Linked DNA regions of Homo sapiens: region 1 is linked to region 2. The links are chromatin loops, found by intact Hi-C in ENCODE. Cell type or tissue: Caco-2. All regions are shown on one strand.

The links. Peaks named below come from ENCODE experiments on the same cell type or tissue, not always from the same donor. Only the 100,000 strongest peaks of a DNase experiment are listed, where the experiment ranks them.
Region 1: a loop joins it to region 2, with 12 times the contacts of the local background. A loop is called at or near these places in 4 of 110 quality-filtered maps.

Annotation. Positions count from the first base shown.
Region 1 is chr3:152,470,146-152,478,145 of GRCh38, forward strand. No RefSeq gene overlaps it. Among named protein-coding and RNA genes, the nearest start is that of MBNL1-AS1, 200 kb to the left of the region's middle. In Caco-2, CTCF peaks have their summits at 2,009 (motif pointing left) and 4,617 (motif pointing right); DNase peaks (open chromatin) are centred at 1,996 and 4,646.
Region 2 is chr3:152,934,346-152,942,345 of GRCh38, forward strand. No RefSeq gene overlaps it. Among named protein-coding and RNA genes, the nearest start is that of P2RY1, 100 kb to the left of the region's middle. In Caco-2, no CTCF peak of the experiment used is centred here; no DNase peak of the experiment used is centred here.

The DNA of each region.
Region 1 (8,000 bases), 460 kb before region 2:
CCCAAAAGCCCAAACTATACCACCAAATACAGTATTTTAGAATGTGTTTAATTAAAACTTCCCTCGCTTGAATACAAAGATGTGATTACCTAACTCGCTGTCTATGGAGAGAAGGATGTGTGGGAAGGAATATTCTGGTATGAGTGGTATACGTTATGAACATTTTCTTATAAAGCATCTGTGGTGAAAGAGAACATACCTTTACGTTCTCTCTGCATCCCTTAAAATATTTCTAATTCTGAACTTATGAATCTCTTGCCTTGCATTCAAATGCCTTTCCTTACCATCTGCTGAACTGTTTTTATTTATGTTTTGGTTTCTTTCCCTTGGCACCTCACACCTGTGCTAATTAGCAACAACAGCAGAGCATAGGAGGAACATAGGCCATCCACCTGTGAACAAATTGTAAGAACTGCAGTGGACATTGATTCGTACAGAATATATACTTACAGTTGAATGCTTTTTAACATATCTATCTTGCTTTAATTAGTTGTGTGTATTTTTCTTTCATCCTGTTCCCTTTATATTATTTCATAGGGCTCGAAGCTCTGATCTCTATTTAGGCTATCTCATCTCCCAGGAGAACCTTCATTATGAAAATGTGTATCGAACAGTTACTTCATTTGATAAGGGGGTCTGAGAAACCACCATATTCTCCTACAATTTCCCACTTGTTCACAGCTAATTAACAATCGCTGAGTTAGACATGAATTTAAAAATTCATAGTTAATGAGATTTAAAAACTTTAAGGAGACTTTATTGGAAAGTGACTTAAATCCATATTAGTTTATTTCCTTCTTCCCTCCTTTCATCCCTTTTCCACCCTCTCTTCATTCTTTTGTTTTTTTCTGTTCTCCTCATAGGAATTTACAGAATGCTAATCTGCTAAGCACTGTGGTAGACAGATTAATCCACAAAAGTCTGTGCTCAAAGAATCCAGTGAAGAGTGGGCAAGATATACGTGTCAACAACTAGTTAAAATACAAACTGATAACTGATATGCTAAAAGACTGCCTAGTGTTATGGGAAAAGAGAAAGGCCACTGATTCCTAAGGAGAAATGGAAGAGAAGGAGCCCAGAAGATAGGTCTGTGTTGGAACACAAATTTCCCCAAATTCACAGTTTTTCCCCTGGTTTTCAGTGTCATGCAACTTTCTAAAGGCATTATCATGTTCATGAGGATAAGGAGAATATTACTATATGCCTTCTATAATTGCACAGTAACCAGACCTCAAGTTGGTTAAGACAAAATGTGACAATCACCCGCATTTTGGTCCTACAAACTCTAATGATACTGTGTCTTTAACTTGAATTGATTGGATGTGTTGGTATAATGTGGATATCTTTTGAAATTTGAAATTCTTTCATTTGTTATTATCAAGTTCTTACCCACCACATGCATATGTATATGAAGGAAATATTTTATATAAGAAAAATTATTGAAATAGTTGCCTCATTGCATTTTTTTCAAGACTCCAAAAGATAAAATCAATGTATTAGTTTATTTATTAGTCTTGTTTCAAAAACAAATAGATAAGGATGGACAAAGAAACTAGTTCTCCACAAAATTCAGAAATTTAGAACTCAATTTAGTCAGGTGTTTTTTTTTTTTTTTTTTTTTTGACAGAGTCTCGCTCTGTTGCCCAGGCTGGAGTGCAGTGGTGCTATCTAGGCTCATTGCAACCTCCACCTCCCGGACTACAGTGATTCTTCTGCCTCAGCCTGCTGGATAGCTGGGACTATAGGCACGTGCCACCACACCCGGCTAATTTTTGTATTTTTAGTAGAGACGGGATTTCACCATGTTGGCCAGACTGGTCTTGAACTCCTTACCTCAGGTGATCCACCCACCTCGGCCTCCCAAAGTGCTGGGATTACAGGTTTGAGCCACCACGCTAGTTATTAGTATTACCATTTTAAAAGTTTTCCTCCAGATTTGCTATCAGTATACAACAGACTGATTCTAATTTATGTTGTTTTCCTTCTCTTGCTCGCCCTCTGGTGGAGCTTCCTGTAACCCTAAAATGACGAAAACTGGGCAGTCACCGTTTTACTCGCGTCATCTCCCAAAATACAAATAACTTGCTCTCTAATGGTTCAAAACACTTGAACAAACTAATCGATTATTTTTTATTTTAAGAGTTTCTAAAAATAGCAAATTCTTAAATTACTAGAGCCCAACACTTTGGATTTTACAAAAAAATCTACTGATTACTTTAAGCTAAGTATGTGCTAGCACTAGACATACGCAGATGAAACGAGTAAGGTACTGTCGCTGCTCTGGTGGAGGCTGTGTTTCCCTTGGGGAGAAAGTCACAAGGCAGTAACATGTAAGACCTAGGAGTATTGAGGGGGTAGGGTGTTTGGTGGGGTCCAGCAGTAAATCCAGCTTGAGGTGATGTGAGAAGTTCTCCTGGAGGGGGTGCCAACAAGATGAGCAGCTGTATTTAGGAAAAGAGGAAGGAAGATTATCCCAGGCAGAGGAGGCCACCTTACTAAGGCACAGAGGAAACAAATACAAGACCTGAGTGGAAGGCATCAACAAAGTTGATACCATTATCACATAAAATGAGAGGCTGAGAGGGCCAGATGAAGACACTGATGCGATAGACTGGTATGGGATTATGGAGATCTGATGGGCCTCAATAGCGAGTTTACACTTTCAGGGGGCAGCTATGGACAGATGGATTATTCTGGTTGCTGCTGACAGAGGATTTGTGAAGGTAAAATTGCACGCAAGGAAACCAGCTGTTGGATAAAAGACAACATGGTGGCAAATTGGAATAATAAGTACAGGGACTGTATTACTTAGGGTCCTCTGGGAAATAGATGCCAAGATAGATCAAAAATGCAAGAGACTTAGTGGGGAAGGAGCCACAGAAATTAAAAGGAGATGTCAAACCGTCCTATAGACCTGACAACTGTGAAGGAAAGGGCACTAGGGTAGAAACATTTTCAAACTGAAGCACAATTCCAGGAAAGTTTCAGCCGGGTCAACAGTCTCCAAGCCAAAACAGCTCATTAAAGGAATCTTGATTTTTCTGTCATAGGTCTGCATTAATAGGAGTAGGTATTTGCAACACAACAACAAAGGGCAAATAAACCGAATTTATGAAGAATTTCTGGAAATATGTTTTTGAAAAGACTGACACCCCATTAGGAAAAAGGGCAAGGGGCTTATACAGGTACTTTATAAAAGAGGATATTCAACACAAGTTAAAAACCAAATGAAATGCCTCTACTCACTCCATCCCAATTGCCAAGATGAGAAAGTATCCATATCAGGTGTTGGTGAAGATGTGAAGTAAATGAAACACCATGTACTTCTGGGTAGAGATCAAATTGGTAAAACCACGTTATTAAAATATATTGGTGTTACTGAAGTTGAAGACCTATAACCTATGAGCTAGCAAATTCATTCTTAGATTTATATCCAACAGAAATGCCTGTATATGCACCAAAAGACTTGGACAAAAATGCTTATATTAGAATTAGAAACAGCTCCACATCAGAAACAACCCAAAAGTTCATCAAGAACACTTTGGTTCAAAAAATGGTTATATGTTCATAAAATTGAATAATACTAATCAAGGAAGAGGTATAAATCACAGCAAAAGGCAAAACTAAACCATAGTATTTAAAAATGTATACTCAGGGGTTAAACTGTAAAAGGAACCAAGATGTGAAATGTAATACAAAAGGGGCAATGAGGATTTTCTGAAACATGTTGGCAGTGTTCTATTTCTTTATCTGAGTGGTGGTTACATGAGTGCCCATCTTTCCATAATACATTAAACTGCACATTTGTATATGATATACTTTTTGTATTTCCTTGCTATGTTTTATAATGCAAAGATTTTTTAAAGGGACAAAATAAATATTTTCCCAAAAGGATAACTTATAAGATAAATTCAGAAGAAAATATTAATATTTCCTAACATGCAAGGCTTATGCTAGGAAACTAGGAGGTAATTTTTACAGATACCCATGGAAAATATACAGATTTTTTTTTCTGAAAAAATGAAACAAAATAATTTTTAAGTTGTAGAATTATTTTTCTTTTACTGAAAAGTTTCAGTAAATGAAAGATTAGTGTAGCAAGGAATATTTTGCATTAGATTATACTTAAAATTTATATGTAGCCAAGGGTAGGAAAGTGTATTCTTCTTCAATTTCACTATTCCTCAAATACCTAATTCATATCACAAGTGAGACAGCAGGAAGAAAACTTAGAAGAATGGGCAGAATAATACAAACCACAGCAACAAATCATTTGTCAAAACTGTGTTCACATATCAATGAAAAGTGAGGCCTCCAACTAATTTAATTTTTTCTCTAATCCAGAGAACAATAACCATGCTACTTACGAAACATGGGATGAAATTAAATTCTTCATATTCAGAGATATGTATAATGTTTTGCTTTTAAAAATATCAAATACGCTTATTTGGACCATGCTAAGGCTTATGTATATAACAATTAGTAATTTAGAGTAAAAATCCTATGGCCATGTTTATCCCTAAAAATTTGTTTGCCAAGATTATCATCTCAATAAAACAAATGTTTCTTTGCACTTTATTTCTACTTAACCAACTGCAGGAACTGTGAGCAATGTGCATTTCCAGCAGATGTCAGTGTTGGCGTATGATGTAATCTAGAAATTCCTCCAAACCTGAGGCCTTACCCTGAAGATGACCAGAGTACAGTGCAGATTCTTGTGAAATGTGAAAAGGCATTCTGGAGAATTCTGTTCTCTTGGGCAATATTTTCTTAAGAAATATATTGTTATAGGTTAGGAAATAGACATGGAGGTCTTCAGCAGTATTCTCCCATCTCTGAGATTGCATTTCTTCTGGTTATACATTAATTACCTGCATTTATTCTTCCTCTTGCTCCAAGAAGTATATTCACTACCTATTCCTGTCTCTGCATTTCTTCCCAGAATAAAGTGGTTGTTTTTTTTTTTTTGCCTTGAAGAATTTCAATGAGTTTATACAAGAAAAACATATTTAGCATTTACTGGGTGTCAAAGAAATAGAATAGTCTAGCTGCCCTAAAGAAATTCTTATAATGATAGAGTTGAGTTCTGTCACAAGGTACTAAGAATACACAGAAGAAATATATGTAAAGCACTTAGTGCAGTGTGTGGCACATAGTAAGTCCTCAAAATGTTAGCTATTATTAATAGCTATTTTATCTCATTAGGAATAATGAAGAAACATATTTTAAAAGTTAGCATTGAGTAGAGGTACTCAGATTTTAATTGGGGAAATAAGTGAATTGATTACTTTTTTTTCTACCAGTAGCTCACTAATGTTTGATATTTGTATGAAAACTGCTCTATCGCCTAGGAAAGAGAACATGTCAAAACAGCCATTTCAAACAGTTGCCCCTTCTGTGTTTCATGCTATTTGGTTTGTATTATGCTCACATATTATCAATGAAGGACCAACTCAGGTTCAAGAGCATATAAAGAGAAAGACAGGCTTAAAGGGCAAAATTTGAGAAAAATCTTCAACCCAGTAACAGTTGGGCTAATTTTTTATCTTGTTCCTGTGCACTTTTTTTTGGTTTTTCTTTTTCTTTTCTTAGATGGAGTCTCGCTCTGTCTCCCAGGCTGGAGTGCAATCTCAGCTCACTGCAACCTCTGCCTCCCGGGTTCTAGTGATTCTCCTGCCTCAGCCTCCCAAGTAGCTGGGATTACAGTCGCCCACCACCATGTCCAGGTAATTTTTGTATTTTTAGTAGAGACAGGATTTCACCATGTTGGTTACGCTGGTCTCTAACTTCAGACCTAAGGTGATCCACCCGCCTCAGCCTCCCAAAGTGCTGGAATTACAGGCATGAACCACTGAGCCTGGGTTGGTTTTTTTTTTTTCTTTTTAGCCAATTGCAAGAACTGTGGGCAATATGCATTTACAATACTGGGCATGTTCCCAACAATAGCGCTCAAGCAAAGAAAATAAGAGAGGACTTTGTCAATATGAGCCTAGAAGCCAAAATTCCACTTGGAAAGACTGATCACCCAGTAGTCCTGCTTCCCCTCTTATGAAGAATCGTGACTCTTTTCCTAAGTCAGAACAGCTGAGAATAAAATGCTTTGGTTGAGGGAGAGAGTGGGAATCATATCCTTAGCTTTCAAGTTTACTGACAACGAAGTCTCCCTCATCGTTAAGCAGGTGAATTATGGGGCTTATTAACGTTGGGTTGACTGTATAGTAGGTATTTATATTTGTTTCACTGAAGTGATGTTATTCAGAAAATAAAATGGCATATAAGAGGAAAAACAAGACTTAGAGAAGAAAATCAATTTACAGCAACTGGGTAGATATGCCTTACTTTGATTTTCCAGACAACAACGTAAAAAGATTGACTGAGTTTAATTACTCACGTGAAGAGAGAAATATATCACTCTCCCAAAGAAAGCCAAATTTTTATAAGAAGGAAATTTTGTCAAATGAGGTATTGTATAGGGGCCAGTGAGTTATGTAATTAAGAATATTCTCAACAACAATTTTACAGTATTGTTCCTATGTCAGTCTGATGTATATTTGGATATATAAGGTGACTCTACAAGTTTTAAATACAACTTTAAATACTTTTCTTAGATTAGAAGTCTTATTTTTCATAATGAGAGTAATATACCCTCTTTACTTCTCTTTTTGACTACATACCATCTCCTAGCTATATGAACTTGAGTGAATTACTGCCCATGTGTCTTGTACATTCCCTCATGTGCAAAATGGAGACTAATGTTAGTGACTTTGTGGTTGGAATTTGAGGAATTCAGAAATTCTCCAGAAGGACCTAATCTCTACTTTTCCATGATAACACTAAAGATATTAATACAAACAATAAGTTTCACTTGCCCTGGAAGGATTAGATCAATTCAAGGTGATAGGAAATACTGACAATTAACTATATGTCCCTTGGTTTAAAATTGGAAACATGTATTATTATTCAACACATGTAACTTGGTTAGTAGATGTACTCATTCATATAGAGTATGAAATAACACAAGTTAAACTGTTGATATTTCAGTTCTGAAAATTGGTATAATTCTAGGGTAGAGAATATGGGATTTACCTTGATTCCCACCCTTGGCTTTGGAACAAATGGTCTGGATAAGGATCCTAGCTTCTCCAAGCCTGGCCTCAGTCTTCCTGGTACAGCATAGGTACAAAATGTACCTTTATTTTTTACTGAAACTGTATTTTCTTTCTATAAAAAGCCCCCATTCTGCTTGAAGAATAAAACAAAAACCAAAAAACAAATATTAAGCCCACCTGATTCTAATCACTCCCAAACAAACATACTCAAATTTAGTGATAGAGTTAGTGACTAAGTTTTCATTGTCCAGCCTACACTGGCATTCTTCTGAGATAACCACATCCTAAAATAATCCCTGGCTGGGATTATTTATTATTAACTACGTGCAGTTGTGCACATAGTTGCTGCTACAGAGCCCCTTATCTTAGCTAAAGAAACCGACTCCAGGCTTTATCAATCCCTTTCTCATCCAGCTTCTGTACTCTTTCTGTTGGGCACTGAGAAGTCTTAGCTGCTCTCATGCACCCCTCTAGGGTAGCCAGAAGCCATAACATGTTCCTATTACCCCTCATAGACTTCTTGATTCTAGTTTTCACAACTTTTAATGGGAGGGCACTAGCAAGGCTGCCAATTACCAGAGTCTGGAAGGGACTGGGAGTTCATAGGTCTTCTCAACTCTCGAACCATTCCCAGGGGTTCTGAGAAGTCCTATTGCTGCTGCAAAGTCCCCCTCAGATGTATCCTGGGATGAAGGTGGAAAGCAAGGCATAGAGAACAACCAATGTCTAAATGCTTTCAATTCTCCTCACTTTATGAGAGTTTTATCTGGTCTGGATATGGATGGAAGTAGGATAAACTTGTTCTGGCTGAACACTGTCACTTCCTAAAGTATCCTTGCATAAACTTTGTTGGAGGTTACATCAAAAAGCTATACTTTTTGATCTTTGATC
Region 2 (8,000 bases):
GCAGTCTAGAAGATGGCAGCAACAGGGGGCATTATTTTCTGATACTTCCATAATCCCCATTTAAAAACAGAGAAACAGCCGGGCACGGTGGCTCACACATGTAATCCCAGCACTTTGGGAGGCCAAGGTGGGTGGATCACCTGAGGTCAGGAGCTCAAGACCAGCCTGACCAACTTCGTGAAACTCTGTCTCTACTAAAAATACGAAAAATTAGCCGGGCATGTTGGTGGGCGCCTGTAATCCCAGCTACTCAGGAGGCTGAGGCAGGAGAATCGCTCAGACCCAGGAGACGAAGGTTGCAGTGAGCCGATATCGTGCCACTGCACCCCAGCCTGGGCAACAAGAGAGAAGCTCAGTCTCAAAAAAATAAAAATAAAAAAAAAGAGAAACAACATAACAAAACCAAAATCCCCAAAGACAATATTTAGAATAACTAGAAGACAGGGTATCCCCATGAAGCCAAGAATGCAAGCAAGTGAGGACCATTCACCAACAACCACAAGACATGCATGCTAGCAGCAGCTATGCAGGAGGAAGCAATGGGAAGCAACCTGGCATCTAAGAAGAGAAGAACCATAAAACAGCCAACAGCCATTCACTCGAAAGTGCCGTGGGGCAGTTTGAGGCAGCAGCTAAAACTACAAGGGGTTTTACCCACTCCAGTGGCAAGTGAATTCAAGAGCTTACAGTAGGTTGAAAAGGACTGAAGTCGTCTAGTTTCTGTGAACTCTGAAAATTGGCCCACTAAGTTCTCTTCCAAAATGGAGCTCCACACAGAGGAAAACTGCAGAGGATGGGATTAAAATGGAACAGGATAAAAGGCAATAGAAACCATGGAAAGAACGTCTTGATAAAAGTGGGACAGGAGAACAGAGACAGACAGAAGGAAATATCTTAAATGTGTAAGTAACTAAGTCATCTCCTTCAGAGAGGAATTGTTTTTGCTTTAGCTTTATTCCTGATGTCACCAACAACCCAGGCCAATGTCAGAAACTTAATTTTCAGGCTGAGAGTTTTCGTGGACCACACAGGTATTGTTAATACTGTCCCCTAACCCACAAAAGTACATGCCTCCAGCTAGTCCCAAGTCTATAATAACCTTGGTGATAGTGGTGGGTTGATTTGCCCTAATATATTCTTTTTTTTTTTTTTTTAGGTGGAGTTTCCCTCTGTCACCCAGGCTGGAGTGCAGTGGTGTGATGTTGGCTCACTGCAACCTCCACCCCCCGGGTTTCAAGCAATTCTCCTGCCTCAGCCTCCTGAGTAGCTGGGATTATAGGCGCCCGCCACCATGCCTGGCTAATTTTTGTATTTTTAGTAGAGATGGGGTTTCACTATGTTGGCCAGGCTGGTCTCGAACTGCTGATCTCAGGTGATCGCCCGCCTCAGCCTCCCAAAGTGCTAGGATTATAGGCGTGAGCCACCACGCCTAGCCTACCCTAATATACTTTCTATGAGAGTTGTACTTTGAATTTTTCCGCTTTACTAAAGTACTTCTGATCTGACCACCATACTTTTAGGGCTTGAAGCTTTGTTTCCAGAGCCAAAAATATGTGCCCAGTAAAAATCCAAGCCCTGAGCCATCAGGAATTGACAGACGCCCTCAGATTAAAAACAAACTCTAGATGGAGCTTGCTGCTGTTGAATCACTCTTCATTCTTTGGCCTCCAATTCTTTCTATTACTAGAGCTCAGGCTTATTTATTTAAAGCTTGTCATATTTTATCTAGCATTTCAGGTGTTCCACACCATGAGGGATTTCTCTGTATATTTAATCTGGCAAATTGATTAAAATATAAAATGTGTTTATCTATTTGCCATTGTGCATCCTAATTCATAGCTTTAAGTAAATATCTCCCATATACAGGCATAAAGTGGATGTTTTTGTCAAGATTTCCCTGAACTCCAGACTCATCTAGTTACCCCCAAACCAGCTACACCTATACTCTTAACATCTCAGTAAATGGCAACTTCAAACTTTCATTGCCCAAGCTGAAAGCCTGATAGTAATTCTTCTTTCTTTCTCTCCCACCCTTAATCTCATGCACCAGAATCCTTGTTAGCTCTGCCTTCAAAACATATCTAGAATAATATTATTTGTTACCATCTCAACCAATCCCACCACAATCCAAATCAGCACCAACTCTCACCTGGATTATTCTAATAACAGGTACTACACTTCTAACTTTTCCTTCCTGCAGCCTTGTCTCAACACAAGCAGAGTGACACTGTTGAAATACTAAGTTAGATCATGTCACTCTTCTGTCAAACCCTCCTGGTGGCTTATTTCATGCATACTGAAGACCTAAATCAGTACAAGGACCTGAAGGACTGCATCTGTCTGATCCTATCACCTACTACCATACCCCTTGTTTGCTCTGACTCAGACATATACACCTTCCTATTCTTCAAAAACGCTGAGCTATTTCCACTTCAGAATCTTTGCAGTGGCTGTTTTCTCTATCTGTCTGTAATGCTCTTCTTCCAGATATCTATCTGTATGGCTCCTTCTCTTACCTCTTTAAGTCTTTGCTGAAATGTCACCTTCTCTATGAAGCCTACACTGTTCACCCTATTTAAATGAATCCCCTACTCCAGCAGTTCAAGTCTACTTACCATGCTTTATTTTTTATAGTACTAAATATCTTTTCACTATACTATATACTGTGTAATATAGTTATTTCTTACATTTATTTTCTGTCTTTCCATATTAGAATATAAGCTTTATGAGGTCAAGATACTGTCCTTATTGTTTTGTTCTCTGATGTATACACAGAACCTAAAAGAATGCCTGACCACTTTGAAGGCACTCCATAAACATTAGTTGAATGAATGCATGAATGAAAGGTATCGTAAAGAAAATATGGTAACACATGGATTCTTTTTTGCTGTGCAAATTTAAATAGCATTATGGAAAATCTTCTAAAAAGAATTTGACATCATTAGAGAACAGAATGATTCTGAAATGGAAACTCATATTGAATTCTATCCAGATGATTCAAATCTAATTACTTTTAAATTTTTGTCAATGATTTTCCAAATGGACTGTTTTCTCCATGCTACAATGCATTTCTTGAGTTAGAGTGTCACCTTAAGACGTAACTGTGGTACTTGTATTGCTGTTCTCAGGAATAGTAGCTAAATGGAAGGTCTCGAGAATCAGACTCCCTTGAAATCCTGACTCCTCCATTTCTTATCTATATGACTTGTGTCAGCTCCTTTAACCCCTAATTCTCAAATTTCTTAGTTATAAACATCAAAACTGGGGGGCTAATTTGGACCCTCCATTTAAGCAGTGGTTTTTGTTCTGATTACTCCCATCCTTAGGCAATACTGTAATCCTTTGAATTCTTTGTTAGGAATTGCCAGAGACAACCTGGATTTCTTTGGTTAATATTTGTTCATACTTCCAATGACCTGCTTGCAGAATTATGCAATGTTAGTATTTTTTATCTATTGATGTTTAAACTTGGAAATACCTAAATGATATTATTGGTACCAATCTGTCTAGTAAAGCTGGAGCACCAGTTTTTATGGGCAGACGTTAAATGTCATAATATGCCAGAAGCTCGTAGCAAGAAGACAGGAGGAGACCTTCAGGTGCAAGTATTCCCAGGTTAGAAGACCAGCTGACATCTTACTCCCTAATGCTTTTGGTGAAAGTGAGGTGTTAAACTGTGAATAGATTGTGGTGAAATGTTGTAATGAAGTGGGTATCTGGAATGATTTACATAAGTCACTGTCAAAGCATACATTCTTTGACAGAGTATACATCCTTTGATTTAGTAAAACTGCAGGGTAGCTCCCATTAGGTTATGGGATATATTATTGAAACCCTTTGAAGATTCTGCAAGTCAGACTTACCTTTATCTTCTATCCATTAGCCTAGGCACTTCACAGACCAAGTCTGCTGCCAGGTTATCAGAACCACATTAAGTAGCCAAATTCACCCTGAAAGATATCCATTGAACAAAACATTTCATATTATTACATTTGGATTGCCTTGAGTCAGCCTTAAGTTATTTTGTTTCTTAAGTTTATTTTTAGTTTACTCTTAGAAACTCACAGTTTTCTTTAAAATATATGTGAGGACATTTGTTACTATTTATTTCTTATTTTCTTTCACTACAATCCAGTTTCCATTCTTGTAAGTTCAAACTATTGTAAGTAATTGCTAACACTTTTTCAGGAATACCAGAATACTCTTAGATGACTTCTGACATTTTACCTCACAGAATATGACAAAGGGAAGAAAGTAAAATACACTATCTATTTGTTATTATTATCTTTATTATTGCATTCACTATCTGGGTTTAGTTGTTACATTTTAATTCCAGATATATTAGAACATTTTGCACAAATACAAAATGTAGAATATCTTTGAGCAGCTTGTATAACACTTGCACCCTCAATACTGTTTAATAGGTACTGAGAGGATCTTTGAAATAAACTTCATATTTATGCAGTAAAATATTGCATAGCTGACACTGTTTCTCCTAGCCTCTGCTACTGGGACTTTACGAGGTATCACATTTCCTTTAGCAAATTTTTCATAATGCCACTGAATATTACACAGTAAAGAGCTGACCCCATCTCTTTTCTGGTATGTTATGAGCCACTTTAAGCCTGTCAACTGCTAAACTACAATCCAATGCAAAACACTGCTGTTTGCCTATGGGCTACAATTTTTTCATTATCCAATTTTATCTGAAATCATTTGTATACAATAAGACAACTTCAGCTGCAGGGGATGGAAAGCAAAATACTTGAGCAGTTCAGATTAAAAAAATATTATTTTGATTCCCTCTGTGCCCCAATTTATGGCCACTAGAGGGGTCTCTATTAATCAGCACAGCCTTCTTCTCCTGACATCTATTTAATCCTTAAAATATTAGATCCAGATCTTCCTATGGCTTATTTTCCCCATTCAAGCCACATGGTTATATTTCATGCTTTGTAGATTGCTAGAAGGAAAAATAGCAACCTCAACCTCCTGTTGCTTAAATAATAAGACATTTACTAATGCATTAAAAAGAAACTTGTTTCAATATGTGGTAGACACACACACACATATATGTAATCAAATCAGCAGAAATGAGATCCCAATCTTTGATGTCATTGACAGCTGTCAGGATGTGGTATTACTTGCCATCATCCTTCTAATGGAGTCACAATCGAGAAGGTAAAAGTCTAAGTAGTGCTTTGATGATGAGGAAATGTGCTATATTAAACAGGACTTTTTCTTTTTTTTTCTTCTTTTTTTTAAAAATTTATTTATTTATTTTTATTGATCATTCTTGGGTGTTTCTCGCAGAGGGGGATTTGGCAGGGTCATAGGAAAATAGTGGAGGGAAGGTCAGCAGATAAACAAGTGAACAAAGGTCTCTGGTTTTCCTAGTCCACAGTGTTTGTGTCCCTGGGTACTTGAGATTAGGGAGTGGTGATGACTCTTAACGAGCATGCTGCCTCCAAGCATCTAAACAGGACTTTTTCTATGACAGGTAACCTAAAACCCAACCAAAATGACATAAGCACAAACTAAATTTTTGTATACTGTGATTACAAGTCCAGGAGTAAGGCTGGCTTCAGATGGGTCTTAACTCAGGGGCTCCAATGATGTTACTAAGGCCTAATTCTCTACATCTCTGAACTTGGCTGTCTATGCATTTTCTTCATTCTCAGCTAAGCTTTCCACTCTTGATTTCTAGTTGGCTACTGCAGCTCCAGAATGTATACTTTCTCAGCTTTGAGTCCCTAAATAGAACTTTTCTCTGCTATCACATACAAAAAATACCAGGCCTGCTCATTGCCCAAACTTAGTTGTAAGTAAATCCCCAAATCAATCACTCTGATCAAAAGGATGTTTTATGCTGCTTGACTTTGGCCAACCTAAGACCCAACCCTGAAGGTGAGAGAAAGAAAAACACCTAAAGCACAAAGCCTGAAATGTAGAATGGGTGTTTCCCCAAAGTGTGGGGTACCAAGAGATGACTGGGTACTTTACTAGGGCCCTGGATCCAGTAACTGCTACAGTTTCTTTTCTTGTTTCAGGTTTGTAATTTCTATAGAGTTGGTAAGTTCTTCCTTAATATGTCAATGGACCATTTAGTCAGTCGTCAGTCCAACACATCATCTATTACAAGCAAGAATAGAGCAATAAAGTGAGCAGAGAAGGCCGGGCATGGTGGCTCACACCTGTAATCCCAGCACTTTGGGAGGCCAAGGTGGGTGGACCACCTGAGGTCAGGAATTCAAGACCAGCCTGACCAATATGGTGAAACCCCATCTCTACTAAAAACACAAAAATTAGCCAGGTGTGGTGGCATGCACCTGTAGTCCCAGCTACTCAGGAGGCTGAGATAGGAGAATTGCTTGAACCCAGGAAGCGGAGGTTGCATTGAGCTGAGATCGTGCCACTGCACTCCAGCCTGGGTGACAGAGCAAGACTCTGTCTCAAAAAATAAAAAATAAACAAATAAGCAGAGAAATATGGGGTCAACTGATGCCCCAACAACATTTACTACTGGCAATAATTAAGCATGACAGAGAGTGAAGACTACCAATGAATTGAGGTTTTAAAAAAGTTCTTTATAGTTATCTGAGTCATCTTCATGCTATACCTTTGCCTGGAGAACCAAGATCATTTCCACGGTTACAAAGACTCACTTTTATAAAAGCAACTAAGGGTATATGAACCATCTTAGGATTTAATAATGGCCCACACCAAGCTTTTGTCTTTGTGTATGTGTAGACACTAAATGTGTGAAACACACCTCAATAATTACTATTATTCTTATAAAGTATTTTGCTCTATGACTATTTAGTGCTTCTCCACAATCTTTTTTGTGTTGAAATGTCAGTCACACTGCCAAATAAATTATTTAAAAATTACATCTAAGTTAAGATTTTAAAACACCAAGATAACAGTTGATTAGTTAATTTTACACATTCATAAACTAGTTTTCCCTACTGTAATGAGTTGAGTGGCTGAGTTTTTGTGTCTAAACCTGTCTGGGGAGAATCTATTACCCGAAAGAGGTATGTTAGTCTAAAAGCCAAAGGCACTCCCTTTTTAATGTGCCATCAGAAATTTTTCTGGGAGGACTATTTTTCCCTAACTTTATGTGTGCATGTATGTGTGTGTATGTGTCTGTGGTTTTGTGTGTGTGTCTGTGTGTCTGTGTGTCTGTGTGTGTGTTTGTGTATAGTAGGAGGTACACAGGGAAGAAAGGAATTGTGAGTCTATATCTAACCTAGATATAGAATACAGTAAGAACAGTAATAGTTCTTACCATTTTAAGAACTGCATGAAGTACAATGGAAACTGCATCCAGATAATGGACTTATGGATTAAAAAAGTATCTTATTTTTGTTGTTTGTACCATTTATAGTTTTAATACTCGAAAAGTTTGTGGTAAAGGGGGCTTTGGTGAATAAATGTGGTTAAGCTCATAATTTCAGTAGAACACTATCATTACAAAAAGCCTTCATTGGAACCACAGTGGAAGAAATGGTAGCCCACATTTTCTCAGGTTACTTAAGTGACATTAGAGCAAGGGAACACGACCGTTCTATATACAGACTGAGGAGTATCTCGTAAACATGACTGCCATTGGTTAGGCCTGACCCATGGCCTTTCTGGTACTGAACTTGGCAGACTTTGCTTGGTTGGCATGGCTCTTTGTACCTGTTATAACCAAGTGTAATTATCCATTTGCACAGCTAAGACTGTGTCTAAACCTGTTGGGCAGAATTTTATTTCTTGGAAATAGCTCTGCTTGTCTTACAAACCACTCCCTCCTTATTGCATATATAGCACAGCTTCTTACAATTGCCAGAAAGATCCCTGTGGTGACCTCACACTGGGAGATATAAAACACTCTGCTAAATGCACATTAATAAACATTTTATGAAAGCAGAGGTATAATGCTCCTAGAAAATTATCTCTTTGTCAACTTTTGACACCTACAGAAACCCAGAAAAATGACACTCTCTTTTGTT